Regions from separate parts of the Homo sapiens genome. Here all the other regions are linked to region 4. A link is a loop called in an ENCODE intact Hi-C map of the cell type or tissue named here. Cell type or tissue: ascending aorta. All regions are shown on one strand.

What was found. A loop is a pair of places that touch in the nucleus more often than their neighbours do. Peaks named below come from ENCODE experiments on the same cell type or tissue, not always from the same donor. Only the 100,000 strongest peaks of a DNase experiment are listed, where the experiment ranks them.
Region 1: it touches region 4 in a loop (2.8-fold over the local background); 6 of 110 quality-filtered maps call a loop at or near these places.
Region 2: it touches region 4 in a loop (12-fold over the local background); 107 of 110 quality-filtered maps call a loop at or near these places.
Region 3: a loop joins it to region 4, with 2.4 times the contacts of the local background. A loop is called at or near these places in 2 of 110 quality-filtered maps.
Region 5: it touches region 4 in a loop (7-fold over the local background); 31 of 110 quality-filtered maps call a loop at or near these places.
Region 6: it touches region 4 in a loop (2.2-fold over the local background); 7 of 110 quality-filtered maps call a loop at or near these places.

What each region holds. Positions count from the first base shown.
Region 1 is chr4:15,324,995-15,329,994 of GRCh38, forward strand. The region is part of intron 1 of C1QTNF7-AS1 (C1QTNF7 antisense RNA 1); the gene reads right to left. Among named protein-coding and RNA genes, the nearest start is that of C1QTNF7-AS1, 100 kb to the right of the region's middle. In ascending aorta, no CTCF peak of the experiment used is centred here; no DNase peak of the experiment used is centred here; H3K27ac peaks cover 1,139 bases.
Region 2 is chr4:15,228,771-15,233,770 of GRCh38, forward strand. All of the region lies in intron 2 of C1QTNF7-AS1 (C1QTNF7 antisense RNA 1), which reads right to left. Among named protein-coding and RNA genes, the nearest start is that of C1QTNF7-AS1, 200 kb to the right of the region's middle. In ascending aorta, a CTCF peak has its summit at 2,926 (motif pointing right); DNase peaks (open chromatin) are centred at 2,931 and 4,669; H3K4me3 peaks cover 1,054 bases; H3K27ac peaks cover 2,630 bases.
Region 3 is chr4:15,032,534-15,037,533 of GRCh38, forward strand. CPEB2 (cytoplasmic polyadenylation element binding protein 2) reads left to right here. Exons shown (of 12, transcript NM_001177382.2): 5 at 628-678. All of the region lies in intron 2 of C1QTNF7-AS1 (C1QTNF7 antisense RNA 1), which reads right to left. Among named protein-coding and RNA genes, the nearest start is that of CPEB2, 33 kb to the left of the region's middle. In ascending aorta, no CTCF peak of the experiment used is centred here; no DNase peak of the experiment used is centred here; H3K4me3 peaks cover 1,499 bases; H3K27ac peaks cover 4,554 bases.
Region 4 is chr4:15,455,073-15,460,072 of GRCh38, forward strand. No RefSeq gene overlaps it. Among named protein-coding and RNA genes, the nearest start is that of CC2D2A, 12 kb to the right of the region's middle. In ascending aorta, a CTCF peak has its summit at 2,696 (motif pointing left); a DNase peak (open chromatin) is centred at 419; H3K27ac peaks cover 4,918 bases.
Region 5 is chr4:15,398,453-15,403,452 of GRCh38, forward strand. The region is part of intron 1 of C1QTNF7-AS1 (C1QTNF7 antisense RNA 1); the gene reads right to left. It also overlaps a transcript of C1QTNF7 not described here. Among named protein-coding and RNA genes, the nearest start is that of C1QTNF7-AS1, 27 kb to the right of the region's middle. RefSeq lists enhancers at 2,648-2,767, 2,898-2,957. In ascending aorta, no CTCF peak of the experiment used is centred here; DNase peaks (open chromatin) are centred at 2,609, 2,917 and 4,744; H3K4me3 peaks cover 2,281 bases; H3K27ac peaks cover 5,000 bases.
Region 6 is chr4:15,340,553-15,345,552 of GRCh38, forward strand. The region is part of intron 1 of C1QTNF7-AS1 (C1QTNF7 antisense RNA 1); the gene reads right to left. It also overlaps a transcript of C1QTNF7 not described here. Among named protein-coding and RNA genes, the nearest start is that of C1QTNF7-AS1, 85 kb to the right of the region's middle. In ascending aorta, no CTCF peak of the experiment used is centred here; no DNase peak of the experiment used is centred here; H3K4me3 peaks cover 926 bases; H3K27ac peaks cover 1,652 bases.

The DNA.
Region 1 (5,000 bases), 130 kb before region 4:
GATAGATTAGATACAGATAGAGAGAAATAGATAGATAGATATAAGATAGATAGATAGATAGATAGATAGATAGATAGATAGATAGATAGATAGCTATTGCTGCTATTTTTCAATCTGTGCACTCCTGGTTTCCTCTTACCTAAAGTAATTCTTCTGTCCATGTCCAGAACTGGCAAAAACCCTTGGTTTCTTTGGTTTGCAACATTGTTCACAGTTGTATCAATTAGATAGATGATAGACAGACAGACAGACAGACAGACAGACAGATAGATTTAAGGAAGTGGTTCATATGATTGTGGGGCTGGCAAGTTTGAAATTTGTAGGGCAGGCCAGCAGGCTAGAATATCAGGCAGGATTGCCATGTCAGTCTTGAGGCAGAACTCCTTATTTCCCAGGAAATCTTAGTTTTGCCTTCAAGGCCTTCAACTGAGCGGATCAAGGCCACAGATATTATCAAGGCTAATCTGCTTTACTTGAAGTCAAACCATTGTAGATATTAATCCTCTCTATAAAATACCTTCCCAGCAACATCTAGACTGATGTTTGACCAAACAACTGGGCACCCATTGCCTAGCCAAGCTGACATATAAAATTGATGATCAAATCCTGTGATGAAGGCTTTTTTATAGGCCCCTTTTATAGGGGGAACTGAAGCCCCTTGACTTTAGATAATGTATCCCAGGGGAGATGAAATATACTCCCTAATGAAGGGCAGCAAAGACCTTCTCTCTCCACTGCACCACACTATGCTCTGGAGAGACAATTCCAGAGTTAATAGAAAAATAGAAAAAATAAGAAAAACACAAAAAATGGTCCTAGGAAAAGGCTGTCAGGAAATAGGCAGGAAAGATAACTAATAATAAGGATTCACATTACTCCATGATTCCCTATTTTCCAAATAATAAGAATTCCATTATTTCCTAAATGGGATATTATTGGTGAAAAAAAGATTTGACTGATTGTGTTGTGATGCTGTGTTCTTTAGAGTCTTGCTTCCTAAAATTTAATCCCAGCATTGGTATCACCTTGGAACGTCTTAGAAACGTGGACTCTCAGGCTCCATCCCAGACCCGCTAAATCAGAATGAGTCATCATTATAGCCAGAGCTGCAGGTAGATTCATTTTCTTTTCTGAGTAACAAATGGCCATAAACATAGTGACTGAAAACAACACCCGTTTATTAGCTCAAAGTTCTCTAGGTCAGAAGTGGGAGTAGAGTGTGGGACAGGGTTGGCTGGATTCTCTACTCAGAGTTTTAACGTGCCTGAAATTAGGGAGTTGGCAGGGCTGGGCTCTTATCTGAAGGCACCAAGGAAGAATCTGCTTCAAACTCATTGAGGTTGTTGGCAGAATTCCTTTTCTTTACAACTGTAGGACTGAGATCCATGCTTCCTCACAGGCTGTGAGCTGTCACTCTTGGCTCCTAGAGGCTGCCTGCACTCCTTCTCATGTGGTCTCCTCCAGGTTCCAAACAGCAACACGTACTGAGTATGTCTGCTTCAAATTTTCTCATACTTCAAATCTCTGTGAAATCCTATGTTGCGATCAGTGGGAGGAGGCTTTCTGCCTTTTAGGGCACATGGGATCAGATCGGGCCCACCCCAGATCTTAAGGTCAACTGTATCATATAATGAAACTTCATCAGTGGAGTGATATTTCATCACATTCACACATTTTCAGGATTACAGTGGGACATCTTTGAGAGACCAGGAGCTCATCTTTGAATTCTGCCTATCACACCAGTGAGTTCCATGTACAATATTAGAGCTTGAAAATCACTATTTTATAACATTTAGAATTATGGATTCATCCACATGCTTCATTCTAAAAATGTATGTCACAGGAGATTCTCACAATGTGGCTAACAAATATAGCTCATTTGAGATTGTGCTTGCACATGCATTATCTCATTTCATTCTCCAAACAGCATGGGTATGAAGAAGACACTTCCCTTCTCAGGGAGCCTCAGTGTCCTGCTGCAGACTTGCTATGTTACCTAAGGCAGGTAACTCAGCCTCCTCAGTTACCTGCCCTTTGTGCACAGAACAGCTAGTGTTCGAACCCAAACTCCCACTTAAAAGTCAACCATGCTTTCTCCTTCTCTCCTTCCTCCAAATAACATCCCCGTACACTTACCCCAATACATATGCTGGTGTTAGTAGATTATTATAAAAGCAACTCTGGTATTAAGCACATTTTTACCGAAGCACAAAAGACTGATAGATTGACTCATTAATTGGTTCAGCAATTATACAGTGAGTGACTGGCTGCTATGTGACAGGCTTGTTCATTTGTGACCAGGACCAACTCAAATCCTTATCTTCACCGGAGTGGCATGCCAGCAGCTAGACAACAGCTGAGCATTCCAGGACTAATGGCATAGGATGACTATGAGGGGTTCAAACCTGGTCTAGGAGGCTCAGGAAACCCTACCATTGTGGTTTGCAATTTATGAGAGTTAATCCAAAGAGAGAGCATTTAAGTAGCATTTTTGAGGATATATTTTTGGATTGGTGTCTTTTCTCTAAAATGCCTCAAACCACACCACACCCTGAGTGTAATGTAGGCATATTTGAAGGCAGGAAACATGGTCTCTAGACCTGGCATCAGCAGCTGTCATTGGGAACATCATGTCCTAGCTCTGAGCCTCTGCTTTTGAAAAACGATGTTTGGAGAAAAATAACTCTGTGGTCTGTCTGTTAAAGGACACTGCTCTAGAGATAGTGGTGAGATGTAAGGAGGAGCTCATAGAACGAGAGGGCCAAACACCTGGAAACCATCTCTTAGAAACCACCCCAGCCCTGGTGACCCCAGGCTCTGCTGTCAGTCCACTGAGCTGGGTGGACAGCTGGATCTAGTCACTAAGCAAAACCCAGAAAAGCTGGTGGCAACAGAGTGGGCCAAAAAGAGGTGCCCTGGAAGAACTCTACTGCGGACAACTTTCTGCACAGTGCTTCCTCATGCCTGAAGCAAACAACTGGGTTCAGTAATGTCATGGATCCCTTCCAGCTATGGGACTAGATTCTTGTTGAAAACACCAAACGATATCCCTCAGCATCCACCATCAGCCACTTTCTCTTTTGACGTTTTAACAGTTCAGATGGAAAACGGTTGGGAACTCAGTTTCTGATGCCTAGTGAGTCATGTCATCAAGTTAAGTGATACCATCTGCATACTTTGTTTCATCTGGAAGGCTTTTAAAGTATTTTTTAAGGAGTTGAAACAGCTGGCCACCAGATGCCAGTCTCCACTTCTTAAGTTGTGTTGGTGGCTTATAGTTGGGATAACCTGACCAATCCTTACTCAAGTTGGTGCCTAGTTACCTCTAGGCTGGACTTTTGTTGTTATGTGGCATTTAAATCCAGGACAATGGAAGGTTTAATGAAAAGAAGGTAAAGATGAGCAAGAAGTATTGTCCTAAGGATAGAGTGGCTGTAGCCAATAAAAGTTTTCGAATTTTAGTTTAGAACCTTGTGCCTAGATAAGTAAATAAATTAAAATAAATATATAAAAATAAGACCAGTTTGTAGGTAATAATTCAAAACAACTACCAAATCGCAGTACATTTCAATATTTTCCAACATTTATCAGACATATATCTGTGATACGATAATATGAGGACGACTCACAGCATGTCTGAAGATCAATAAATCATCATAATTTTTGCCAAATACTATAGCATTTGCTTTTCTGAACAGAACATGCAAGCTGAAGGGAAGAGTCAGAATTCTCAAGATAATTGAGGAAATTATTTGCAGGGTTTTTTTTTTTTTGTCTAAATCAATTTTGTAATAAAATGCAACTGTTTTATATGTACAGTTCAGTGAGTTGTGACCACTGTCTACCATTGTAACCAACACCACAATCAAGACATAGGAAATTCCCATCACCCTCTAACGCTTTGCTGGAGCCCCTTTGCTTTCAGTCCTACTCCTATCCCCAGTCCAGGCAACCAGTGATCGGCTTTGTCACTATTGATTGGTTTTGCCTGTTCTAGAATTTCATGAAATCACACAGTATCTTCTCTTTTGTATCTGGTTTCTTTGGCTCAGCATAGTGTTTATGAGATTTGTCCATGTTACATATATCAGATAGGATTTACACAATTTATTTATGTATTCACCTATTGATGGACATTTGGATTGTTTCCAGTTTTATTGCTGATATGGTTTGACTGTGTTCCCACTCAAATCTCACCTTGACTTGTAATAATCCCACCGTGTCAAGGGCAGGACCAGGTGAACATAATTGAATCATGGGGGTAGTTTCCCCCATACTGTTCTCACGGCAGTGAGTAATTCTCACAGATCTGATAGTTTTACAAATGAGGCTCTCCTGCACAAGCTCTCTTTGCCTGTTGCCATGTGAGATGCGACTTTGCTCCTCATTCACCTTCCGCCATGATTGCAAGGCTTCCCCAGCCATGTGGAACTGTGAGTTAATTAAACCTCTTTCCTTTACAAATTACCCAGTCTCAGATATGTCTTTATTAGCAGCATGAGAACAGACTAATACAATTGCTGAGTAGTGTCTTATCATTTGGATGTAATATAGATATATCACAAATTGTTCATTTATTCACTTATAGATGGATATTGTATTTCCATTTTTTTGCTATCATAAACTAGGCTGCTATGAATATTTTTTATTAACTTCTTTTTGGCTTACATCTGTAATCTGAACACTTTGGGAGGCCAAGGTGGGAGGATTACCTGAGCTCACAAATTTGAGATTAGCCTGGGCAACAAAGTGAGACCCTGTCTCTACCAAAAAAAAAAAAAATTGTTTAAATTAGCCTCTACAAAAAAAAAATGTTTAAATTAGCCAGGTGTAGTGGCATGCCCCTGTGGTCCCAACTACATAGGAGGCTGAAGCAGGAGGATCGCTTGGGCCCAGGAGGTCGAGCCTGCAGTGAGCCATGTTCGTACCACTGCACGGGTGGTTCGTACCACTGCACAGCCTGGGTGACACAGTGAGACCCTGTCTAAAAAAAATAAAAA
Region 2 (5,000 bases), 230 kb before region 4:
TTTTAAACTGCCTTTATCTCCATGGTCTTGGCATTTACGTGCCACATTTTTTTCGGTTGTATGTTAATGTGATATTTGTCCATTAAAATTCTGAAAGTCTTTAAAATGAGAGGAAGAAAAAACTTCCCGGATGTTCAGCCTAATATACCTTTCTGGGTGATCTCTGCCTTTCATTGTCTTTTAATTTTTTTTTTTTCTTTTGAGCCAGAGTCTTGCTCTGTCACCCAGGCTGCAGTGCAGTGGCACCATCTCAGCTCACTGCAACCTCCTCCTCCCAGGTTCAAGCGATTCTCCTGCCTCCGCCTCCCAAGTGGCTGGGATTACAGGCGTGTGCCACCATGCTCAGCTAATTTTTGTATGTTTAGCGGAGACAGGGTTTCACGATGTTGGCCAGGCTGGTCACGAACTCCTGACCTCAAGTGATCTGCCCGCCTTGGCCTCCCAAAGTGCTGGGATTGAGCCACCATGTGAGCCACCACGCCCAGCCTCATTGTCTTTGAATCCTTCTACTACTCTGTAAATTGTAGAAAGCTGAGTCATGCAAATATTTGTGACCAGATCAATGCAAATGAATTGTGTCCCATAGAATGCAATTGCTCTGTGGATACTTATCAGTTTGTATCTATTAAGAAAATTTATTTCTGCATTCCTGGTTGCCTCAGAGTAGACACTCAAAAATGTTTGTTGACTGAATAAATGATATATGAATGAAGCTTAAAATAGAAACCATAAGAACCCTCCAATTAAAGTGTACCATTCTTATAGGTAAGGTGGGATTCATAGCACACCGCTCATCTTTCAGCTGCCAAGGAGCCTTGTCCACAATGCCTCTAGGCCCTTCAGCCTCTACAGGTTCAGCTACTCACTACTTAATGCTCACTCAAATATAGTCTCAAATGAGGGCACTCCCACTTGCTGTCTTTTTTTCCCCCTCCAGTCCTTGAGATACCATGCATGGGTGGGATCTTTGATCTTCTGCTGAATAAAGGCAGCAGACTACCTAGAAAGGAAACTGCAGAGTTACAATAGGTACACCTCACCATGGAACACTATACATCAATTACAGAGAGAAAAAGAAGACAGAGGGAGAGAGAGAGAGAGAGAGAGAGAAGTGGCAGAAAGATGTGGAACTTATCCAGGATGCCGAACGTTAAAAAAACTCAAATTGCAGAAGAACATGTTAGTATGATCCCATTCTTGTTAAAGCACTCGCATATAAGTTGGTGTATTCATGAAACAAAATGAACACAATCATATGCCAAACCTTTAAAAGAAAGTTGGGATTACGGAAAATGTTTCCTTTACAGACCATGTGTTTCTGTAATGTTTCAATTTTTTTTTTTACAATAATCACATATCACTTTTGTAGTAATAAAAAAAAACCTACAATTTTTTTAAGAGGAAAAGCAGTTGATTCTACAAATAGAAACCCATCTTAGTTCACTTGGGCTTCCATAAAATATACCAAAAACTAGATAGCTAATAAACAGCAGAAATTTATTGCTCACAATTCTGGAGGAAGTCTAAGATCAGGGCACTGCAGATCCACTCTCTGGTGGGGGACTGTTTTCTGGTTCATAGGTGGTGCCTTCTTGCTCTGTCCACACATGGCGGAAGAGGCAGCGCAGTTCTCTGCGGTCTGTTTTATAAGACACTAAACATTCTCACCTTACGGTATTTCTACCTCCTACTACCATCACATTGGTGGTTAGGTTTCAACACATGAATTTTAGGAAGATACAAACATTTATCCCATAGCAGAACCCTAAGATGCAGGCCCCAAGGCAGTTTTTGTGGGTGCCCAATGTAGGAAACATTAGTTTTTATAATATAATACTATTTTCAATCAGAACCAAAGAAAAAAAGAAATTGGGCAAATAGTGTTATCTTCAAACACAAAAGATAGCAACATTTTCAATGTAATGGTTTTCAAAGTACTCTGATAGAAACACACCTGGAATAAAACAAAGTTTATTAGGATTTTTCACTGTTTGATAGTGTTCATTATCTTACAATGACCTTAGTGCCAGGAATAATTCATCAGAGAAGTCTTCCTGTCACTGACGAATCTTGAAATGCTTTGTAAGTTTCCATCAATGTCAGTGTTTCCCAAGCTTGCTTTTAAAAGCATTTATTAAGCATCTAATGGGTGCCTGATATTTTATTACTTTCTTTCACATGACTATTTTCTTTTTGATTAAACCTTATTTAGTAAGTATTATTTTTCTCCTGTTTTTAGATGAGAAAACAAGGACTTAGGGTGGTTAGGAAACTACCTGATTACCAGCCACCTTGATATGAGGTAAAATGGGGAATGTGTGTATAAACGAAATAGAATTCAAACTGGAACCACTGTGCTAAGTGAACACAAGTGTCTCATTTCGTGGAGGACTCACCTTGGGCAACTGGCCCAGCACTCCTCAGTTATTTAGATCTAACACTTCCTTACACATTTGGGGAACATTGTTCTCAAACAGAAGGTCAGATGGTCCCTGAAGTCTACACATGAACTCCTTAAGAAACATTCCCGGAGTCCTATGACTAGGAAATAGCTTAGGTTTCTATGAGCTCTGATCCATTTGGATAGTTATAAACTCCCAAAAAGTGATATCTGAGCAGACATCATGTGTCATCGTGAAAATAAAATCATTGCACTGACTTATCTGAAATAGTCCTTAATATTCTAGCCACTGCCCCCTTAAGGCCATACTGTACAGACTTTTGGATTTGACAAACGTGGTCATCACCACACTGACAATTTAATCCCAATACTTCAGTGATGGTGCTGTGTGCTCACTGATATTAGGTTGGTGTAAAAGTATTTGCAGTTTTTGTCATTACTTTCAATGGCCAAGCCCGCAATTACTTTTGCACCAGCCTAATTCATTTTACCCTAGAGGTAAGCAAATGTGGCCATATTTTTATACCAGCACCAGGGGGCAGCAATGTGCAAATAAGGCCGCTCTGTGGCCTCCTCTGTTTGGCCTGGTTTGGGAGGAGGATGTGGTTCTCATTCCCTAGTGCTTCTCAGATTTAAAATAATGGTAATGTAATCATTTCAGCTCTGCTCTGGAAACTGCTGGTGCTAATTCATTTCAGATAAAAATACGCAGACTACACACATGTGCATCAAATCAGTCTTTTCAGGACTCAGGGTCTGCTCATTTGGGCATTTGTTCACCTAACCTTTAATCAGAAACTACTGCGTGCCAGGTACCGCCCTGGATGAGGCCATGCTCCCATCCAGTGGGGAAACAGACACACCCCATCCAAAACCACAACCTTCCCTACTTTTTCAGTTTCCCTTAAGCACTTATTTTTTAAATTTTTTTCTTGTGAGTGATTTGTCTACCTTGTTGGAACATAAACTCCTTGACAGCTGGGATTTTTATCTGTTTTGTTCACTGGAGTATCCCTAGCTACTAGAACAGCACCTGGGACATAATTAGGGTTCAATAAATATTTTTTGAATGAACAGGTATAAAATTATTGAGACACACCATAATGGAGGTGGACGTGCATATCTTCATATGAACTAGATTACGCTAAATTATTCACTTGAATAAATTTATTGTTTTATCATTCCCACTAGCAGTGAATGGGAGTGATGCCCGAAAATAACATTAAATTATCTGGTATTAGCATTAGAAGGAATTTGGGACATCACCAAATTCTCCTTTTACAGAAGAAGAAATTGAAGCCAAAGTGAAGAAGAGATTTGCCCAAGGCTACCTACATCCAGACGGTCGCGTCAGGATTCCAAGCCAGGACTTCTGACCCCAGCCCACTGTGTTTTCACCACACACCCTGCTGCCTGCCTGACTTTTTCATTTTCCTCAAATATCACCTCCTGGAACTATCAACTGCATAAGTTAATGACCTGATCTGTCTAATTCTTATTTGGTAATTGGCAGAGACCAGACTTGGCTGTCTGCATTCAAGGTCTCCAAATCAACCCTCTTAAAGGCATCTCTGCTCAGCCTCTCTGCATGAGATCTGGTATTTAGTTCCTAGCACCCACTGTGTACTAAGTTCTTCAGAAACATGTGGTCATTTGAACCTCACAACAATCCTACGCAAGTGCTATTACTATTCTCGTTTTACTGATGAGAAAATATAATAACAGTGTACATTGAACCCACAGGGCATGCAGCAGGAACTCAGGATTGTTCTAAGGATTCCATACTTGTGAGCTCATTTAATTCCCTGACAGCCTTTGAAGTGAGTGCTGTTACTGTTTTCTACTGTAGACATGGATATTGAAGTCAAAAGAAGGCAAGATGTTTGTCCAAGGCCATATCGCTGGGAAATGGCAAAGCCACCCTGTGTTTCATTACTGTGCTCTCCTTCCCCACTGAAAACAGAGGAGCTGTGGAGTCACGGGCACAAGGTCACACGGGCTGTGCCAGCTGAATCCACTTTTGTGCATGGTTTTTTCACAACGAGCTGGAGGTTTGGGCCAGAAAACCCTTTTGTTTGAAAGTCACAGATCTGAAACTCAGCACAAAAGAGGAGAAAGTGATAATGCAAAAGCTGCCTGGGCTGCAAGCAGCGTTTCCTCTTTGGGTTTGTTTTCCTTTCTAATTTGCCAAGCTCTTTCCAGGCTGAGGCAGCTGCCACACAAAGCTCTTGAGGAGATCCCACTAGCTGGCCAAGGGACAACCATTAGACAGATGGGCTGGACCTTCTGTTTCCACCCTTCCATCTGGGCACCAAGAGCCTGGGTCTGCCGTGGGTGTGGGGACACCCTGAAGCTTGCCCATTCCAGGCTCAACCGGATAATGAACTGAAGTCACCTCATAGCAACTTGGACGTGATGTTTGTGGGAATGAAGCTGGTTTGCTCTGTTATTCTGTTGAATTAATCTGGGCTCTGAGCCCCCTTGAAAATCATCAGGAGAACACAATCTAAAAAGATGGGCAGGAAGTGGTTCTTTTGCTGGCCGGAGGTGATTTTGCTGATTGAACTTTTACATGTGGTACGGAACAAATGAACAGAAA
Region 3 (5,000 bases), 420 kb before region 4:
TATGCCACTATACTCATCAGCTTTAATTTTTTTTATATTTTTAATCATTTATAAACTTTGAAGAAGTTAAATTTTCAATAATATTTGTAATATAAGATGTTTTCATTAAACTAATTTATTTAAATATGACTTTATAAAGCCACATTGGCAAGTTGAGATGAATTTTTCTGCTTATTTTTTATTTTAACATTTTAATTGTTTTTGATTTAGGAATATGAAATTCTCTCAAGTTTTATTTTTGACAGATCTATAGATAAAATTACAAACAACTTTGAAAAAATTTAAAAATTCACATTTCATATTAAATTTGCAAGACTAGGATATGATAGATATATTGTTTTTACATTCCAAAAATAAATAAGCTTTATTCTATTGGCATTGCTCCCAAATCACATTGTATTCTTATGATCTAGGAACTAAGGTTAACTTTTTGTTTTGCTTTCAACTTCCAAAGATAATTTTAGTTAATATACTTTTAGTTGAACATAAGCTTTTTAGTTCTTAAGAAATATACTGTGCTCAATAATTTTCTCTTTATGCTGCCTTTGTTGTTGTTTTTTGTTTTTTTGTTTTTGCTTTTCAAATAACTCCATAATCTTCAAACTCACCTTTCCTGTCTTTTTAAAGGTCGATTGAGCTATCCACATCCAGGAACTGACAATCTGTTGATGTTAAATGGTAAGTTTTATAAAAACATTTTATGTTTCCAGTTGATTTATGTAAAGATGATTTAATACATGTTTCTCTGAACCTGTCCATACACACAATTTAATCATTCTATGAGCATAAAAATAAAGTTACAACTATTCCTATGCAAAAGGCAGAATTAGGAATCTGAGTGTGTTCGGGCTGGTAAAGCAGCCATTTGTAACAGTATGACTTTAATTCAGTGATCACGGACTTGGAGGCAGTCCTGGTTTGAATATTGCCTTTCCAGTTTCAGGTATGACCTTGGACAGATTACTATTACCTTAGTTTCCCCATCTCTGTAATGAGAATATAGTCTCAAGGTTTATTGTGAGATTTAAATGAAATGTTTGCAAAGGCATAGAACTTGTTACTTAGTATAGCATTGTGTTTGTGGTTAAATAAGGAATATACTGGTAACTCTATAAATATTGTGATCACACTAAACTTACTCAAACTAGAAAGCTTACATAGAGAAGTTCACCAAAGTAAGGAAAATAATAAATAAATTTCATTAAAGTTAGTTTTCTTTCTGTTAGACAAACATTAACATATTCAGAGTCTCAGTACTTAGCACTTCCGTGATTGTGGGAGTAGAGATGGAAGATTAAAATATCCTTCACAGGAGTATTTTTAAGTCAGAGGGTGGGTGTGGAGAGGGAAATAGGAAGGGGAAAGAATAGAAATAGTATTAATATTTACTTTAAAAAAATATCATTAGAATGGCTTGGCTCTTGTATTTCAACTGAAGGTTTGCTGAAATAAGATGGCAATGAAGTTGAGGAACAAAGACTGAAAATAAGGTACATGTGAAGCTAGACTATGTGAACTAATATTAAGACAGAAGGATGGAAATAAAGTCCAGGCCACGTAGGAGATGGTCAGGGTAAGTAGGATTCTCAATGAGAAAAATTGAAGAAGGCAGAGCATTAGATGAGGTGATTGATTTAATCATTCAGTATTTCACTGTTTAGTTGTCTAGCGCATGCCAGTCTAGTCTAAGCACTCGGTTATCTAATTAGTGAGAATCCTACAGGATGGTTGTGGTCAGAATTGCCTGGGGCCATACTGAGTCATGTGGAAGCAAAGAGCTTAGTAGCCACAGTGTATTTGCAACTTACATTATTAGTTATACTAAACATTATTAAACTAATGGATGATTTTGTCAGTTGGGAAAAGCCCTTATAAATAATCTAGATGTTAGGTTGAAAAGTGTTTCATCACATGGCAGAAAGAAGAGTATTTTATTTCAGGCAAGAGTTGCATCTTGTGGACAAGTCGGCTTTGTGTATTATGTGAGTAGTCTTAGTAGTCATTTGGGGCCACAATGCATACTCAGTACAGGAAGCCAGCCTGGAAATTCTGAACTTTTTCTGGCAAGGTACTAGCGGGGAGAAAAAGATAATGAAACTAGGACATGAAAATGTGTTTACATCAGGAAAAGAAACAATTTGATCCAAAGAGAATTTTTTTTAAAACTTTTTTCGGATCATTGGTTGAGAGTGAAGCAAAATAATTGGGAATATTTGTGGGTTAAAGAAGTCACAACATAATCGGGAATATTTGTGGGTTAAAGAAGTCTTGAATATTAGGGATTTAAATAATTTTAGTAGACACCAGGGTTACTGAAGAGAGAACTAGGCCAAGAAAGGTACTAATAGGTAAGGGGATGTTTTTCTTGAGCTATTTTTTAACTACGTGCAATTCAGCTATATTCTTAGCATATTGTCTTCCTGGGAAATGTGAGAATTAAGTGATATTAGTGCTCCTGTACTAAGTATTTATTAAATGTTATTGACTGATTAAAGAAATTGTATCTCATAGTACGTAGATCTACTTTTTGAATTATGAAAGTTTTTAAGTATTACACATTTAACTCACTTTGAGGCATTTGGTTAAGTAAGTTGAATTACTTAACTGACAGGCAGAGCTAATATTGTTAGCTTTAAAAATCAGTGTTTAGTAATAAATTTTGCATCAGTCTTTTTTTCTTTTTTTTTGTAGTGGTGTAATAGTAGCTAGCTCATAGTGGTTGCTAACATAGATTCTGGAGCCAGATTATCTGAGTTTAAACCCAGGTTGGCTTTTTCTATCTGTGTAACCTTGAACAGCTTACCTCACTTCACTTTGACTCAGTTTGTTTATGTCTAAAATAGAGATTAGCATACTGCCTGACTCAGGGGGACTGTTCTGAGAAGTGAGTGAATTCATTCATGTAAAGTATTTAGAGCAGCTTCTGGAAGTAAATGTTAGCTAAGTAGTGGGTGATGGTGAACAGTGACAAAAATTTATTTGAAAGAGTAAAAATCATGTCCTATAAATACATGAAGTTGGATATGTCTATGTTGGAGAATATAAACTTAAGAGAAAACATAACTGATATTTTAAACTATTTGAAGTATATTATAAGTAGCCAACAAAGATGGCCCATTTTGTGTTGTTGCAGAAAGCCAAACTAGAACTATTTGTTAGAAACTATCTTGGGACAAAGTTTAGGTAAAATAACCCCCCAAAAAAGTAAAATAACTCTCTGAGGCACTGTTTCCTAAAGTGTGATGCTGTTGCTCCTTGGAGTACCCAAGATGATTTTGATGTACACAGATACACATTAAAATAAATGCATGACTGTTGCAATTAAAGAACATTCCTTAGAAAATGCAGAACTGACAGAAAGCTGACAGTGATGCTAGGCTTGAGTTTCTTTAATAAAACATACTGTTACAATTGTTGGGCCGATATGGCAAATATATCTGTAAACATACCTGTAAAGATTTTATGATTCTACCTTAATAGTTAATCAGCAGTTATGGTTAATCTTTTCAATATTCCTTTAAGTAAGAAATAAAGAGAAAATGGGATAAAAGCCAGGAAGTTGGTCAAATTCAGTAAAACTATGAAGTGTCTCTGGCAAATCCTTAACTCTAAGCATCTGTTAACTCAGATATATATTTTTTAAAAAAGAGGTGTAATACAATAAATACCTGTATATCTCATGAGGCTGTAGAGATATTTTTTAATTTAAACAATAAAAAAACCATATAAATATAACTACAAGCAGTCTCCTTCCGAACAGACCATATTCCCCAAATTAAGTTGAATTGACTGCTGGAGACTGTCACTATTGAAGAATTCAAATATGTTGAAGAGTCCGTATTTAGCATCCAGAAGCACTTTAGGGAAGTCACATTATATAGAATTGTGTAGATTGTTTTAAAACCAAAGGTGAAGTACTTCTGAAATTAGAATGAAAGTATGTATGTTTATATTTCTAAATGTATAAATCCTAAACACTTTTTATTATCAGTAGTTTAAAAAAAAACCCTGCCTTCCATAGTAGTAAAGAGCAATACAAAATGATGTATCATTCAAGTATTTGTATTAATATTTGAATTATATCTTCTTTACCCCTTTCTCAAGGAAAATAGCTTACGTTTTTATTAGTACGTAACGTTTTTCAAGAGAAACAAATAGAGCAGAAGTATTGGTGGCCAGGAGGGGGAGTGGGAATGGTATTAGCAAGCTAGTTAGAAATGTAAATTTGCTGTGATAACCCACATACAGCTATGTATGTCATAAAGAGCTTACTGTACTTTTTGAGAGGAAAAAAGTTATGAGTATCATTTAATTAAGAAAATTAAGTCAGTAATTGTATTTCTGAAGGCAGATGCTCTAACTTGTATCTATTCAGTCATAAAAATGGGAAAGTGGGGTAGCCATCAGTTCTTTTTTTCTTTTATGCCAGTGGAATGAGTGGAGGAGATAAGCTTTCTTTTGGGTCTTGAAAAGGACTATCATTTAGGGCCCGGGCGCAATGGCTCACGCCTGTAATCCTAGCACTTTGGGAGGCCGAGGCAGGCAGATCACGAGGTCAGGAGATCGAGACCATCCTGGCTAACACGGTGAAACCCCGTCTCTACTAAAAATACAAAAAAATTAGCTGGGTGTGGTGGTGGGTGCCTGTAGTCCCAGCTACTCGGGAGCTGAGGCAGGAGAGTGGCGTGAACCCCGGGAGTTGGAGCTTGCAGTGATGCAGTGAGCTGAGACTGCGCCACTGCACTCCAGCCTGGGCGACAGAGCAAGACTCCGCCTCAAAAAAAAAAAAGACTGTGATTTAGTAGCATGGTTCTCTCCTTAGTTTTGGCTTTTTCACATTGAAAAAAATAAAAATGTCTTTAGTTTCCTCATCAAGAGAACTTTAACCTGTATTTCCAGCTAATTTAATGTGTATGCCTATCCCTTCCTCTAGTTGCAGTAATTCAAGTTACCACAACTGTAGCTGAGAGCCAATACATATGACCCTACACAGTTTCTAG
Region 4 (5,000 bases):
AAATCGCTATTTTACAAAATCAGAGCAGGAGTAATGGGTGCTGGAGTTCTGCTTGGACCAGGCCTTATAGGCCATTACTTCCAGCTGAGTGGCTCCAACAGCCCTCCAGGGCCTTGGTGGAGGCCAGGGTAGATCCTGACACTGGCCCTCAGTGAAGAACTTGACTCCACTCTGCTTCACGTCTCTGCTTCTTTTGCATCCATGGGCTTCTCATACCACTCACAGGTTTCCTCACCCTGTTATCTGCCTTTTCTACAGCATGGATTCTGATTTCTCATCATTTCAATCTCTGCTGGCATCTCCCAGCCCAGCTCTAGTTCATGACATGTTCTTTGCTTTAGCTCCAATTGCTCAATCCCTGCTGACTCTTTCTTCATGTCTCAGTTCAAATCCCCAGAGTGAGGATCTCATGTTTGGCAGGCCCCTGTTTATCAAAGAGCCAGCCTGGGGATTGGCTGCAGCTGATCCACACCCTCCTTCGGTCCCATCAGCTAGGACTGTGAATACTGGTATAAAGCACAGTTGCCTGCTCAAAGCCCATCAGCACGAGATGTAGGCAGTTTTGTTTTGTTTTTTTTCCAAAAGTGTGTCATCAGGTAGGCACTGCGATGTTCAGTTCATAATTTCACAGGGTCTTTGCAAGAACAAAATGTGGTAATATATGTAAAAAATGACAATTTTAGCAGATTTCCCCCAAAAGCAGACTCTGAGACAAGGACTTGAGTATAAGTGGTTATTTGGGAGTTGCAGGAAACACCAATAGGGTAGTGAGGAAGCAACAGAGCAACAATAACTGTGTCTGTAAGCTAACTGCCATTGTGGTTGATTGAAGCTCATCCCAAGGAGCTGCCCAGGAGAACAGGATAACACACACCGAATCAGCTCACCCAAAAAGGGAGGAAGCCGGAGTGTTTAAAGACCAACTCCCAAGAGTCATTGGCTGAGGACCGCTCTCAGGATCAATATTTTTCCAGCACTTTGAGAGTGCCTTTGGTGCTCAGGTAAAGTGACTTTGCAGGGTTCTGAAAAAAGGCTTCAGGCACAGAGATGGAGATAAGACAGTTAAAAATCTATCAAAGCACCCTGAATTGGTTAATGCAAGGGATATGGAAGAGGCAATGACTTCATCTGCCACCGTACTTGGTCAACCCTCAAATAAATGTTGGCCCCACAAGAGAAGGGGGTATTGTCTGCTTAGTTCCCTGTACCTGAAACTGCCTGGTGCATAATCAAAGCTCAGTAAATATTGGTAGGATGAATGAATGAATGAATGAATGAATGAATGAAGAAATGTCTATATAAATGAATGAATTATTTGGACAATTGTTGGAGATCTTTTCTATTTGTTTTTCTTCTCTTGTGAATAAAGAGGTAACGGGATGGGAGAGGGTAAAGGGGAGCAGCTGGGGGACACAGAACCACCTTGTACCAAAAGAAGCCTGAGTTTTAAGACCAACACTTTTTGCACAACTACCATGACTTAGGCAAAGCAGAACAAAACATCTCTCTCCTACACACTCCTCAAGTTGAATTTTAATGATTTTTTTCTACTATTTGCCCCTTATATTCATTTCAGTTTGGTTTCAGCTGCATAAGTTGTTGAGGGCTGTATCTGTCTCCTTTCCCTGGTCCTGTATCCCCAAGGACAACCCTGAGCCCCACTCTTACCTAAACCCTACACCAACAACATCACAAGCAAGCCTGCAGTCATTAGAATTGTGAGGGGACTATATTAATCCACCTCCACTGATAGGATTTGAGAAGGGCTTCCATTTAATCCCACTCCTCACCCCTGAGGGTGCCAAGCCAATTGAGAAATGCACACAGAAGCCACATATGTACCAAAATACTTGTCTTCCTACTGGTAGCACCAAATCAGAGAGAGCAACTTGGATATGAGGTTGAAACAAACTTCCCAGTAGTTGCCTCCAGGTCTAGACCTGATTAGCATCCCACAACAGAAACTTTTCCATTCAGCCTCAAAGAGAACAGAGGTCTCCCTCCCCTCAAATCAAGCTCATAGAACCCAAGAGAGGCCACATGTGCAAGTGACTTTTTACACACAGCCCACTCCCAACACAGAGCCCAGGGGGTACCAGACTCTTGCCATCTCACCAATCAGAGAAATCCCTCCTCCTCCCTCCACCAGAAGGAGCCATGGAGAGGTAAGCCACTAATTATTAAGAGAGTGGAAGTTCCTATCTTTCAGAGCAGCAGGAACTCAGGGAAAGGAACAAAAATTGTGCCTTCCCTACCACATCTATGAGAAAAGAGCTGATCTAAAAACATATTTACCTTTTAATTCTCAGTGACCAGATAGGGGCAAGTGCACCACTGGATACAGTGAGGGGCTTGCTCTACAGAAGAGTCATTTTCAGTTCCTCTTTCCTCCTGTTACACAGCTATCAATGCATTCAGGTCTGTGCAGAAACCATACGTTCTTCACTAGCTAGGGCCAGACCTTCTGCTCCTTCATCTCTCACACTAAGATTGTTAGTGAACTCTGCAGTGAATGCTCAGCCAGAGTTTGGAAATGTCATCTTACAAGCTCTAATATGTCAAGGAGAAAACTGTTTCTTTGGGAATGTTTCTTCCTAACCAAGATAAGAAAACAGTAATTTTGCTTTTGCTTCAAGGCATACTTTGATGGCAGGAGAATCCAGTTTACTTTTTAAGGTACTGACCTCTAGTGGCCAGCAACAATAACTACTCTATTAGAGACCATTTCCAGAGATTATGTAAAATCCAAGTGCGGGCTAGGAGAAACTTTAGAAATCAACTTTCTCTGCCCACCTCATATTCCAGAAGAGGAAACAGAGATCCATAAACGATGAGGGCCTTGTCAGTGGTCGCTAAGATGGGACTAGAGTCAAGGTCTTCTGTCTTCCATGTGGATCTCCTCCCATTGCCTAGTATACATTTATTAAAGCTACTTAGTCATATACACTGTAATTCATAAACAATTAGAGTAAAAATGACATTTCGTTATCAGATAATCCCTCTGTGGTTTCCTGCAAAGCTTGATGGGATAAGTGTGACTAGAGGTCCGTTTTCACGCTGCTGATAAAGACATACCCAAGACTAGGTAATTTATAAAGAAAAAAAGGTTTAATGGACTCACAGTTCTACCTGACTGGGGAGGCCTAACAATCATGGCAGAAGGCAAAAGGCACATCTTACATGGCAGTAGACAAAAGAGAGAATGAGATCCAAGTGAAGGGGGTCTCCCCTTATAAAACCATCAGATCTCGTGAGACTTATTCACTACCACAAGAACAGTATGGGGGAAACCACTCCCATAATTCAATTATCTCCCACTGGGTCCCTCCCACAACACATGAGAATTATAGGAGCTACAATTCAAGATTAAATTTGGGTGGGGACACAACCAAACCATATCAAGAGGTTTCAACCTCACTGGATGGTAAACAGCTAGAGGGTGAGGATTTTTTCTTAATCATCTTTGAATCTCTAGTACTTTGCACCACATCTGCCATGTGGCAGGCACTAAATAAATGTCAGATGGATGAATAAATTGATGGAAAGATAAATTTTAATTTGAAATTAAACACCAACTAAAACCAAAAGCTACCTGTCTTGCTACCCAACTAGCAAATGGCAGATTTAAGATTTGAGGCCAGCAGTTCAGTTTCACACTAAATGCTACTACTCCTAAAAGACCTCTTCACTGGCCCATGGAACCCCCTCCTACTAGTGACGACTTTCCAAATTTAACAGATGCAGCATTTCTGGCTCTTTGAATCCACACAGCTGATTCGAAAGTAGGTTGTGTTTTTTAGACTCTCAGTCATCAGTTTGTGTTTTTTAGATCTCAGTCATATGTTTTTTAGATTCTCAGTCATAAGTTCTTCTCCTTATATAAGGACTCAGTGAAGGCTTTGCTTTGTGTGTTGGTTTGTTCCTTCAATCACTCAACATATTTACTGAGTGTCTGCTATGCACCAGGAGCTTCCCTGAGCAATGGAAACCCAGCAGGAAAGACAAAATGATGTGTCAACAGCTATGCTAGTGGTAAGCACTAGAAGGATAAAGAAAGAAGGCAGGCTTGTTAATGATGATGGATCCTTTTCTGGTGTTAGCAGAGACTTGAATTAGGAGGGAGTCTTGAAGGTCTCAAGCATACATTAGTATCATGGAGAAAGCGTGAGTGATTCTCAGGATCCCTTGGAAAAATAACCCAGGCTGGCAGTGAGGAGAGAAAATCTCCATATAGGAAGGGGCAAACTTACGCTCAACACTGATCCCCAATCATTGTTCCTAAAATTTACTTGCCTTTTGAGAATTTTAGCAATCTCCACTGATACCATCATTCTTGCTACTGAAATTACTCTTCTTTACTTTACCCTCTCATCTCGAGCATGGATATAAATTCTTTCTGTAATTCCCCCACAGCATAGATGAGTCTCTAAGGGAACAATTATAAGATTTTACAGATGTGTCAGAGATAAGAGGCGAAAATTATAACACAGAGAATTACTAAAAGCTGGCAACTAGATATGATGGCACTTGTGATCCACAAAATCTAGTCCACCGTCATGAAGTTGGCTGGGTCCTTGCAGTGCTACTGTTTTTCTGTTTGGCCCTAGTTGGACAGTACATGGCAGTGTCCATATTTCCCTGACAGGAAAATCCTCTAGTATGGCAAAGCCCCTCAGAGTCCAAGCCCCAGAGAGCAGAATGATGCATAGTAGCAGGCAACCCTTTGTCCTCTGCTCCAAATTCCATCTCTCAAATAGTGAGAACACAAGCAGCTACCAATTTATGGATGGATTTTACTCTAGAAATCTGTTTGCTAGTCAGTTCTTTGGAATCTGCCATGCATTTCCAAAAACATCAACAGTGACTGAGATCAGAGGCAAGTCCATGAAAATTCTATTTATACCCTAGTCCATCTAAGGATGTTGGAAACATAGCTTCTCAATTTAGCAGAATTCAGGAAACAAGTATAGATGCTCCTGGGTACTTTTTTTTTTTTTTTT
Region 5 (5,000 bases), 57 kb before region 4:
TGTCCTCCAATATCTACCTTCACAGACTTTCTGTTCCACAGTGAACACTTCAGCATATCTCTTCTGGGACTACCTGGGTCTAGGCTCAGGACTCCTCTGTCTGAGTAGACAAGCCCTACTCAAATCTCAAAGCTGAGCTCAGGCATCCCTTTCACAGAAGTGCCTTTTGTGAACATTCCCCTGAGGCAGCAGTCTGCTTCTGTTACCTGTGGCAAATCTGTAGGGTCTGCAGCAACCTCAATTCTTGCCTGCTCAGAAGAAAGAATTCAACTGAGGGGCATAAAGCAGAAGGAGAGACTGAGGCAAGTTTTACAGCAGGAGTGAAAGTTTATTAAAAAGCATTAGAGCAGGAATGAAAGGAAGTAAAGTATACTTGGAAGAAGGCCAAGCAGGCAACGTGAGAAATCAAGTGCATGACTCCACCTTTTGACTTGGGGCTTTATAAGCTGGTGTGCTTCTGGGATCTCGCATTGCCTCTCCCCTGATTCTTCCCTTGGGATGGGCTGTCCGTATGCACAGTGGCCTGTTAGTGGTTGGGAGGTGAGCATGCGCAGTGTGTTTACTGGAGTTGTATGCATGCTCACCTGAGGTGTTCTTCCCCCACCAGTCTAGCATTCCTAGAGGAAGGTCATGTACCAGTTAAATGCTGCCATTTTGCCTCTTAATGCACATGCTTGAGACCACTCTCCCAACTCCTGAGATCTTATCAGGAACCTGCTGATCACCAGTTTCAGGTGTTTTCTATCTATTGGGAAACTGCCCTTCCCTGGTGCCGACTGCAACCAATTATTATTTTAGAGAGACAGTTAACTTTCTGACCATCAGCTGATGGTCACCTGACATTCCTAGTGGGTGGGTGTGTTGGGGAGGAAGCCCTCTCCTGTTCTGCCAATGCCTGATGAGCCACCTACTGTAACACTTCCAGCAGCTCTGAATATCTCTGTAGGCTCCGCAGATAGTAGTTAAGAACATGCACCCCAAGTCATACTGACTACAGGACCCATTTCAATCGATGATCTGTGACTTGGCCAGGTTCTTCGTATCTCTAAGCCTTGATTTCCTCCAGTTAGAATGGGGATAATAATAATCATGTACGTAGTGTTTTTGCATGGAATAAATGTGATGACCCATTTAAAGACTTAGCCCAATGTTTGAACACATAGTAAGCCCTCAAACATTAGCTCCTGTGATATGTAGCTAATTTCATAAAACACTTCATTTTAACTGTTAGCTTAATTTGACTATCACCTCCTTACCTATGTCTTATATAACTATAAGTCCAACTTTCCCACAGCATGCTGGGTATATAGGTATTAAGTAAGTGAATGAATGAACTGAGATGCCACTTGCAAAATTTGGAAGGTGCTTTCAAGTAGTATATACTGAGTGCCCACTTGAAGCCAGGCATTGCTCCAGGGCCTTTCCCATATATGAAATCATCTGTTCTTCCCAATATTCCTGTGGGATTAAAAAGACTACTGCCATTATCACATTTTTATGGGTCAGAAAACAAGTTCAGAAAGTCTATCCAATTTTTCTGAGGCCATGACATTAGTGAATGCCAGGACAGAGATTTAAGCCTGGCTTCTCTGGTTCTGGGGAAGATACATCAATGTGATTGTAACACACAAGCTAGATTTTAGGGAAATGACACTGCAACTAAGATATCGTCCATTGTTGCTAGGCCCCACAGGAATTCAGAGATGCAAGGTTTTATTCTTCAAAAATGTCTTGGATTGTACACACATATTTTAATTGTTGAGAGAATAAACAACTTGACTGAAAAAAGAAAAAAGAAAACATTTACAGTCTGTATATTGCAAAAAGATCTAAAGGCAGCAGCTCCCACGGCTCTTTGAGGGATATAGATGATCAGTGTAATCTGTCATAAATCAGCCAAGTATGTTCAGTGGCAGTAAATAATGCTGTCAACAGCATTAAATTTGATGCACAAGAAGACACATTTGTATGAAAGGGAGTGGAGAGAAACAGAAAAGGATTAAGTTCCATTGTTTTGTTTTCTGGTGAACACAAGAAATCTGAAACCGTCTGCAACAAGAAACCCTAACTTTGGAAATTGTACAATATTTTCCCTCCAACATTCAAGGAGACCATTGAAGCTGGTCAGTGTCCTGGCTGGATGATGAACGGTCTGCTCTGATCCATACCTTCCAGCCAGACCTCATGACCTTCTCAATTCCCAGGCTTCCTAATGTTTGTTATAGAAATTATTGGCTTTTCTTGCCCTGTATTAATCAAAGAGGCTAAGTTAGGCAGCACTAACCAACAAATCCCAAATCTCAGTGGCTTCAAACAGCAAAAAGGTTTATGTACTGATGCATAAATACAAAAGCCTTTATGTTACATGCTCACTATGGAGCAATCAGGGTCTTTGTTCATTGTGGGCCCTCAGGACCCAGCCACCATCACCATTTCCCGATACCCCCATCACAGCATAAGGCTTCAGATTTCACCATGGAGGGGAAAGGGGACATGTAGGTAATTCATGTTTTCTGCCCACACAATTCTTCTAGCCAGGCCTAATTTTAGAGACGAGGAAGGGTGATCCTGCCAAGTGTCTTAGAGGAGGGCAGAACCGGAAATACTAGCGGGCGCACCCCAGTGCTGCATACCACACATAGAAGAAGTCAGAATAGTTCCTTTAGAGAGCTATTTCCATGTTGCACAATAGCGAGGGGGAAGGGAGTGGCAAATAAATGAGGAGGAACTGGGAAAACATATCATTTTTGTTGTGTAGGGATAGTCTCTGATGAGGAGACCATGTCTGGGGTGGAAAGGAATGAGGAGCGTGTGGGGAGGAGCGACCTTGCAGCCACAACAAAATCTGCATCTTTAAGTGCTTCAACCTGAGCCACACTGGCCTCCCGGACACCAAAACCTGAGGGGGATGTTTCATCAAGGCCAGCTGAGTAGGAAGAACAGAAACCACAAACCTACTGGGGCCTGGTTAACTGAATGCTGCAAGCCCCCTCTGCACTGTTGTTGGCCAAATAGCTGGAGGCATCTCATCACATTTGAATGACACCAGTACCAAAGCCAGGCAAAGGTCCCAGCATGGGTATTGCAAGAGGGGGGAAACAAGTAGAAAAATCAAAAACAGAAGGCAGATACAAAATTACATACATCATAAATGATCCACCACCAGAGAACACAGAGATCAGTTCTCTTCAGTCTTAAATGAATCAACATCGTAGTTTCTCAGAAAAGAAAGTTTAAAAACGAAATAGAAATGATCAGAAAAGAAATAAGATGAAGACCAGTTAAAAAGTAGCAGAGCTCAGGAAATCAATGAAATAAAACAATTATAGACATGAAAGTCAACTTCAAAGTCAACAGAAAACAGATAAATGCTATTGAAAGCACAGGAAAGCTTCAGATACCACACGAAATGAGAAAGAAAGAAACAGTGTGATAAAAATGATTACAGACAAGACAACACAAACTGAAGCAAAAGGGAGGCTGACATACCCAAATTGGTATTTTGAACAGAAAAAAAGGAACAGGAAAAAACTTAAAGTCAATTCAAGAAAGCTTTTTGAGTTTAAAAAAGCTTTCTCTAAATGTAAAGGGAACACCATATCCCAGGAAAAATAAGCAAGATTGGTAACATCAAGATATGGACTGTGAAAATTCAAGGAAAAATGTCTTGTATGTGTTGTTTAGAGAACAGATATCACAAGCGGAGCCTGGCAGGTTACTTTAGTCTCCACCACAATCCTCAACACCAGAAAATAGCAGAGCAACCTCTACCAAGTTCTAAGGGGACAAGGTGACCCAAGAGGTTTTTTTCTTTCACTCAGCCAAGCTATGCTATAACTATAAAAGAAACAGGCAGGCATTCCTAAACATGTAAGAATTCAAGGACTGTATTAACAAAGCCCTTCTTGAAAAGTATTTGATGATGAAATCTAGCATAGCAAGACATGAATCAAAATTAAACACCCAGCAATGGAGAATCCACCAAATAAGGACATGAGCAAGTATTAGATCTTTTACAAAACCGAATCAAGACTAAGCAACAGTGGGAATTATTTGACAGAAAAGAATATAAATGTTATAATTCCAGGCAATCCAAAAATAATAATGTAACTGAAAAAAATTGGGAGGCTAGGGGTGGAAGGGAAAAATGAAATAAATAAAACCCTCCTCTTTCATGGCAGAAGATAAATAAATATTGTATAAAGTTAAAACATACAAAGTTTTAAAAAGCAAAATGACACTAAATTCTGGAATTGTTTTTCATAGTTGTCATCTAACCTTAGAAATATCTGAAGTTCAGCAATTCCTTCAGTTGGATTCTAGTTTATTTTTATTCTGATACATTCAAGTAACCTCACATTCAATCATTTTTTATAAAAATAGCATGCGTAGTATGAACTTATTTTTGTAAAATTATATCCAGCAAGGCTTCTGGCTAAACCTGTGCCTCAGAGAATCTGGAATGATGTTCATCAAATGTTGGCAAAATGATTTCTGAGAGGTGAAAGTTTGTTTTGCTTTGCTTTTTTCTGTTTTTTTTTTTTTTAATAAAATTCCTTGAAATTTTTATGATAAGCAGATACATTTTCACAAAATCACCACAATCTCCCCCAAATAATCACTCTCTACAGATCATGTCAGCTACTTAGGTGCCTGAAAATCTGCCTGTCTCTGAGTCCCATGCTTCCCCAAAATACTATGCAAGCCCAGCAGTCGGCTCTGCTCAGAAGAATGTGCCCAGGCAGCGCAGCCCTTCCCTCTTGGAGTCAGCAATCAATTTTGCTCTGTGTTATTCATTTTGGATGTCCAATGTTGGTCTCATTCTGTCTCATCCTCTTACTCTAGTAATGCTGTATTAGTTTCCCAGGACTGCTTTAGCAAATTACCACAACCTGGGTGGTTTACATCAGAAATTTATTCTCTTGCAGGTCTGGAGATCAAAAATCCAAAATCAAGGCTTTGACAGGGTTTGTTCCTTCTGGAGGCTCTGCAAGGTCATT
Region 6 (5,000 bases), 110 kb before region 4:
GTTTTCTTATCCCCTTATATGCAACTCAACTTCCGGAGCTGTGATTCTTCTATTAACTTGGAAATGTTTCCCAAGGAAGATTTTAATATCTTTCCAAAAATCCTCCTAAGTGCAGTTACTATGGCTTCTTATTAACTTGTTTTGCAGAATATATTTTTAAAAGTTAAATAAATCATTTGTCTTTTCCCTTGTAATTGACACGGGAGGATGTTACAGATATTATATATCCTGGGAGAAGGAAACAGTTCAACTCAACATTCATTAATTCAAGTCACAGTCGGCTGACAATGTTATCTAAATAGGGTGACTTTGCCTTCTCGATTGTGCCTCATACACAGGTAGGGAGCAGCGAGGATAAGATATTTTCTTGTTTTTCTGTGCATTGGTCACTTGAGAAGTATCTTGTGCATTGAGGTGGAGGGGCATATAAATATGAGATGTGTTGTTCCCTTTTTCCCTGAGAATGTCTCTGTTATCAGTGTTCCCATCTGTCTGAGGCACAATTCCAGGTGCAAAAAACTAGATTGTCACAGAAATCTGCACATTCTTCCAGCAGGCTGAGATTTTATCACAGCTCCACATTCATTCCTTCACGCACACAAGCGTGCTCACAGGCAAAGATTATAAAACCCTGTGGATTTGACAGAGCTTGAGTGGTTTGCGACATTTAGGTGACCTCAGGCTGCAAAACCCACTGGTACAGAAACATTAGCAAGGCGAATTTCTCAGCCATTAGGCCTGGGTGAGCAATTTGAGGGCCGCCTGGGACCCTGCTCTTGGGCTGAGAGGGCTCTGCCTTCTTGCTATACCAGTTCTTTCTCTGTTTCTGGAATATTTTTTCTGTCTGTGTCAAATTCTAGTTACATAAAGTGGACTGTTGTGGCTTCCTCTGCCTCATGGTCTCAACGATAAGAAAGGGATTAAGGTTAAGAAGGACACTTTGCTCATTGCAGAGTGATCAGGAGACACCATTAGTTGCCTCTCTCCACCCATAGTTAATGCAGCGAGTGACCCGCGACTGCCAATTCCTTATCCTTCTCTTTCCCAAATCTTCTTCTATTCTCCCTTTCCCCTCCACTTCTGTCTACACCAGCCTATAGAACATTAAGAAAGGGAGCAGTGGGTCGGACACACAATATTACTGTCTCCTTCCCGGTCCTCTCGGACCATCCCCAGGCTGGTCGGGGAAGCCCCCACCCTATTTGGAGTGGGGTCTCCGGGGCCCCACCCATGACCTCATCGCAGGCAGCTCTAGAGCTGGGATGGCCAGCGTTTGCATGGCGCCTGAGTGCACCCTGGGGACGGGTGCGGCAGAGAAATGCACAGTGTGGCATGACGTGACTGCTGAGAAGCCGGAGCGCGAACTTCCTCACGGGCTCCAATGGAGGCTGGCGGCATCTCTGGAAGTCAGGCCCGCCAGGCCCCACCCCAGGGCCCCAGAGGGCCCCAAAGAGGACAAAAACAAAAAGGCTATTAGGGTTGCTAATGAAGCCCAAGCCAGCTGACTCATCTAAGGCGCAGTCACTGGGGGGCTTTGTAATGAAACCTGGACAGAGCCCTGGAAAGGACAGGTCAGGGTTGTCCCATAAAGGGCGCTGATGAGAGAGGCCCACAGTGACCTAATCGCACCTCCTCGCCTCCGAGAGGCTGGGAGAGAAAGGCAGCGTCTGCAAGGGACAAGAGTGTTAACCAATGAACTGCCGGGAGTGTGGCAGCCATGCTGTATTAGCTTTGGGTGTCAGCCAGGCTTAGTCCACGTTTCGGGCCACAAGTTTGTGAACCTGGACCTGAAATGCCCCAAGGTTAGGGATCAATGGCTGATGGGCTAGAAAAAGAGACCATGGTAATTCAATAAACCTTAACCGAGTGTCCACTCTGTGCCAGATACTTTATCAACGCTCTTTGAACGTGTCCTTGACAAAGACAGACCAAACATTAAAAACAGCATAGGAAAGATGGCAGGAACACAGAGGGGCTTTGCAAATCAGCCTGCTGAAATCAAAGAAAGCGTCCCACAAAGCTGTCCTTGAACTAGACCTTGAAAGATGAGTAAAATATCACGAAAGAGCCAAGAGGGCCAGGGGTCCCCAGGCAGAGGCCGGCAGGCAAAGGCACAGAGGTGCAAAGAGCATGGATGAGCCCATAAGACAAGTAGCTTGGGCCTGGCGGGGCTCTATTCCCCAAAGTGTCTTGCAATGAACAGCACTTTCATGGGTTATTATTATAATAGGAGGATAACCAAAAGTATTTCCTGGTCAGGCAAGTTTTGGAATGTTGAAAACTGTGCACCATGGTAGATCAGCGCTCTGGCTTAGGGGTCACAAACATCTGGCTTCAAATCCCAGCTCTGCTCCTTCAATGATGTATGAACTTCGGCCCATTCAAACAGTTAGTTTCTTTATCTGTTAAATGAAGATAGTAATCACATCTATCTTCTATGGGCATTCTGAGGATTAAATTAGAGAGTCTGTGTAAGGTCTACTATCAAAATGCCTGACATATAATGAGAGCTTAGAGAATGTTAGCTATTCTTATTAGCTATTAAATGCTGATTTCTTTACCTCAGTAAGTGTCACATGTTTTAGTTGGCTAATGTGTGCACCGACTCCCGTGATCGGGTTATTAATTAAAATCTAATGTTTTCCAAACTCATTTGACCATGAAACCACTTTTTCTGAAGTATCACATAGACCAACGCATGCTGGAAAATGGTGAGGTTGAGTTGTCCTGATGAGTTGAGGCCATGTGTCCTTTAAACATTAAATCAATGTTTCCCAAGATTTAATTGAAATGTACTAATCTCCACCAGTCACTTCACAAATTCTCTTCTGTATTTCTATGAAACTGAAGCCCAACAATTGGGATTCTCATCTCTAAGAGAATTGACTTTTTTTTTTTTTAACTATGTTCAACTTTTAGGAGGAAAAGTGTCAGCAAAGCAAATTCTTTTCAGTATTTTCACACTTGGAAAGTCAGCCTTTGCCTAAGTTTGAGGACCTACTGTGGTAAAGGACAATGCAATAGGGACAGTCCAGAAGAAAATATCATCCTAACTTCAATGAGCTACCAATTGAATGGGGAAATAAAATGTGCATTCCAATATCTAAAATGCAAAATTAGATATCGCAATTTAGAATATAAGAGAATTCACAGTGAGTGGGAATTCAAAGAAGACAAGACCACAGGTCCCTGGAGTAATACCAGTAATTAGTCACATTCTTGGACACTTACCAGATACAAAGAATTGTGCCGACTACAATAGAATTAACCCACTTATATCTTACAACCAGGTCACAAGGTGGGTGTAGACTTACCCATTTGGCAGATGAGAAAACTAAGCCCCAGAGAAATTAAGTAACCTGCCTGCAGTCTTTCAGGACCTAAGTGGCAGAGTAAGGTTTCAAACTCAGGTCCATGTGATTCTCTGTATCCCTTACCCAGGGAAGACTCCTCAGAGGAGGTAACATGCAATCTGGCCTTAAAGAATAGATAAGGATTGGTGAGAAGGGCCTTCCAGGCAGAGAGGAGAATATGAGCAAAAACACAGGAGACTGAGAGAACAGCGTGGAAAGTAGCAGGAAGGCTTCCCTGCAGACAAAGTGCATGCATATGGTGCAGAAGGAGATAAGCTTAGAGTACTTGATTGGAATCAGATCACAGAAAGCCTTGAATGCCAAACCACAAAGTTTAGATTTTCTTTAAATGAAGTAATCATTTAGGTTTGTAAACAAGAAAGTAACGTGATGAAAACAATGAATTGGATGAGTAACCAGTGCACAGCTGTGGCAGAGACTAAACTTCCAATTAGGAATCTAGATATGTCCAGGCAAGAGACAGCAGCAGTGGTTGCTCACACAGCTGTTAAGGAGTGGAGGTGCACATTTGACCCAATTAACATCAAGACTTTGACTATCTCAACAGTCTTTCAAAATGACAACCCTCAGGCCTCAGTAAATCCAGATTCTACATGGACCTCAGTTTAACCCCTGTAAAATGGGAAGGGTAGGAGGGGCTAGTTGACCTCTGAGGTCTCTCTGACTTCTCACACTCTATGAAGATAACACTCTAAGCACTTTTATAGAAATCATAAACTATACAGTTCCCTATTCGATCAGCAGGTTCCAAACTTCTCTTTCATATCAAGCAGGCATATTTCCAAAAGAACATCAGGGTCTACAAAATTTTATGCATTTACTGCTATAGCAATTACATAATAATAGTATTGGCACACAATGATTAGGGGAGGGTGCATTTTTATATATTCCTTCGGGAGAAACTTTTTTCCATCCTCCTGGCTATCTGCCTTTTGCAAAATTCAACTGTCTACCTCTCATGACTGAGAACTTTTTCTGCAGTTTGTGACATATGAGGATCTCACAGTGCTGTGAATGGTAGTTATTCATTAGGTGTCTTATGATCTTCTGCAGTTCCCAAATAGGTGGTAAGCTTTTAGAGAGCAGAGATAAATTTATCTTTAGATTTTCCAATGCCTTACAACTATAGCAAGTCTGAATCTTATAAACACGAGTCTGCAAGAAATGTTCTATTTCTTTATTTTCTTGAAATCAACATAAATCTGATTCCAAGAGTCTATGCCAGCAGGAACTTTAGTTTCTTACATTATTTAGGCTCCTACCTCCACCACCTTTAACACTAAGGTCAGGCAAAAATCCTGGGAGGCATTTCTTCACACCAATTATGCCCAGTCTTGTCTTGTAAATGACCTCTCCCTTTGGAATCCGTGTATTCTGCTTTCAAGCCCTGCTTGGGGACTAGAAGTCACTGTCAAGGCCAAGAACCTGGTGTCTGAGCAGGACCAGGCAGCCCTCCCTTCTGAGGTCTAGCCAGGCAGGGTGACGATTTCTACTTCTCACAGATGCACCGACCCCCAGTCTTTCCAGGTGTGAGAAAATCTCCCATCAAGGATGTCTCATTCCCCTCTCCCCAGCATATACTCTTGGGCTTGGAATTTCTGAAAAGAAAGCAAGTGTTGTTTTCAA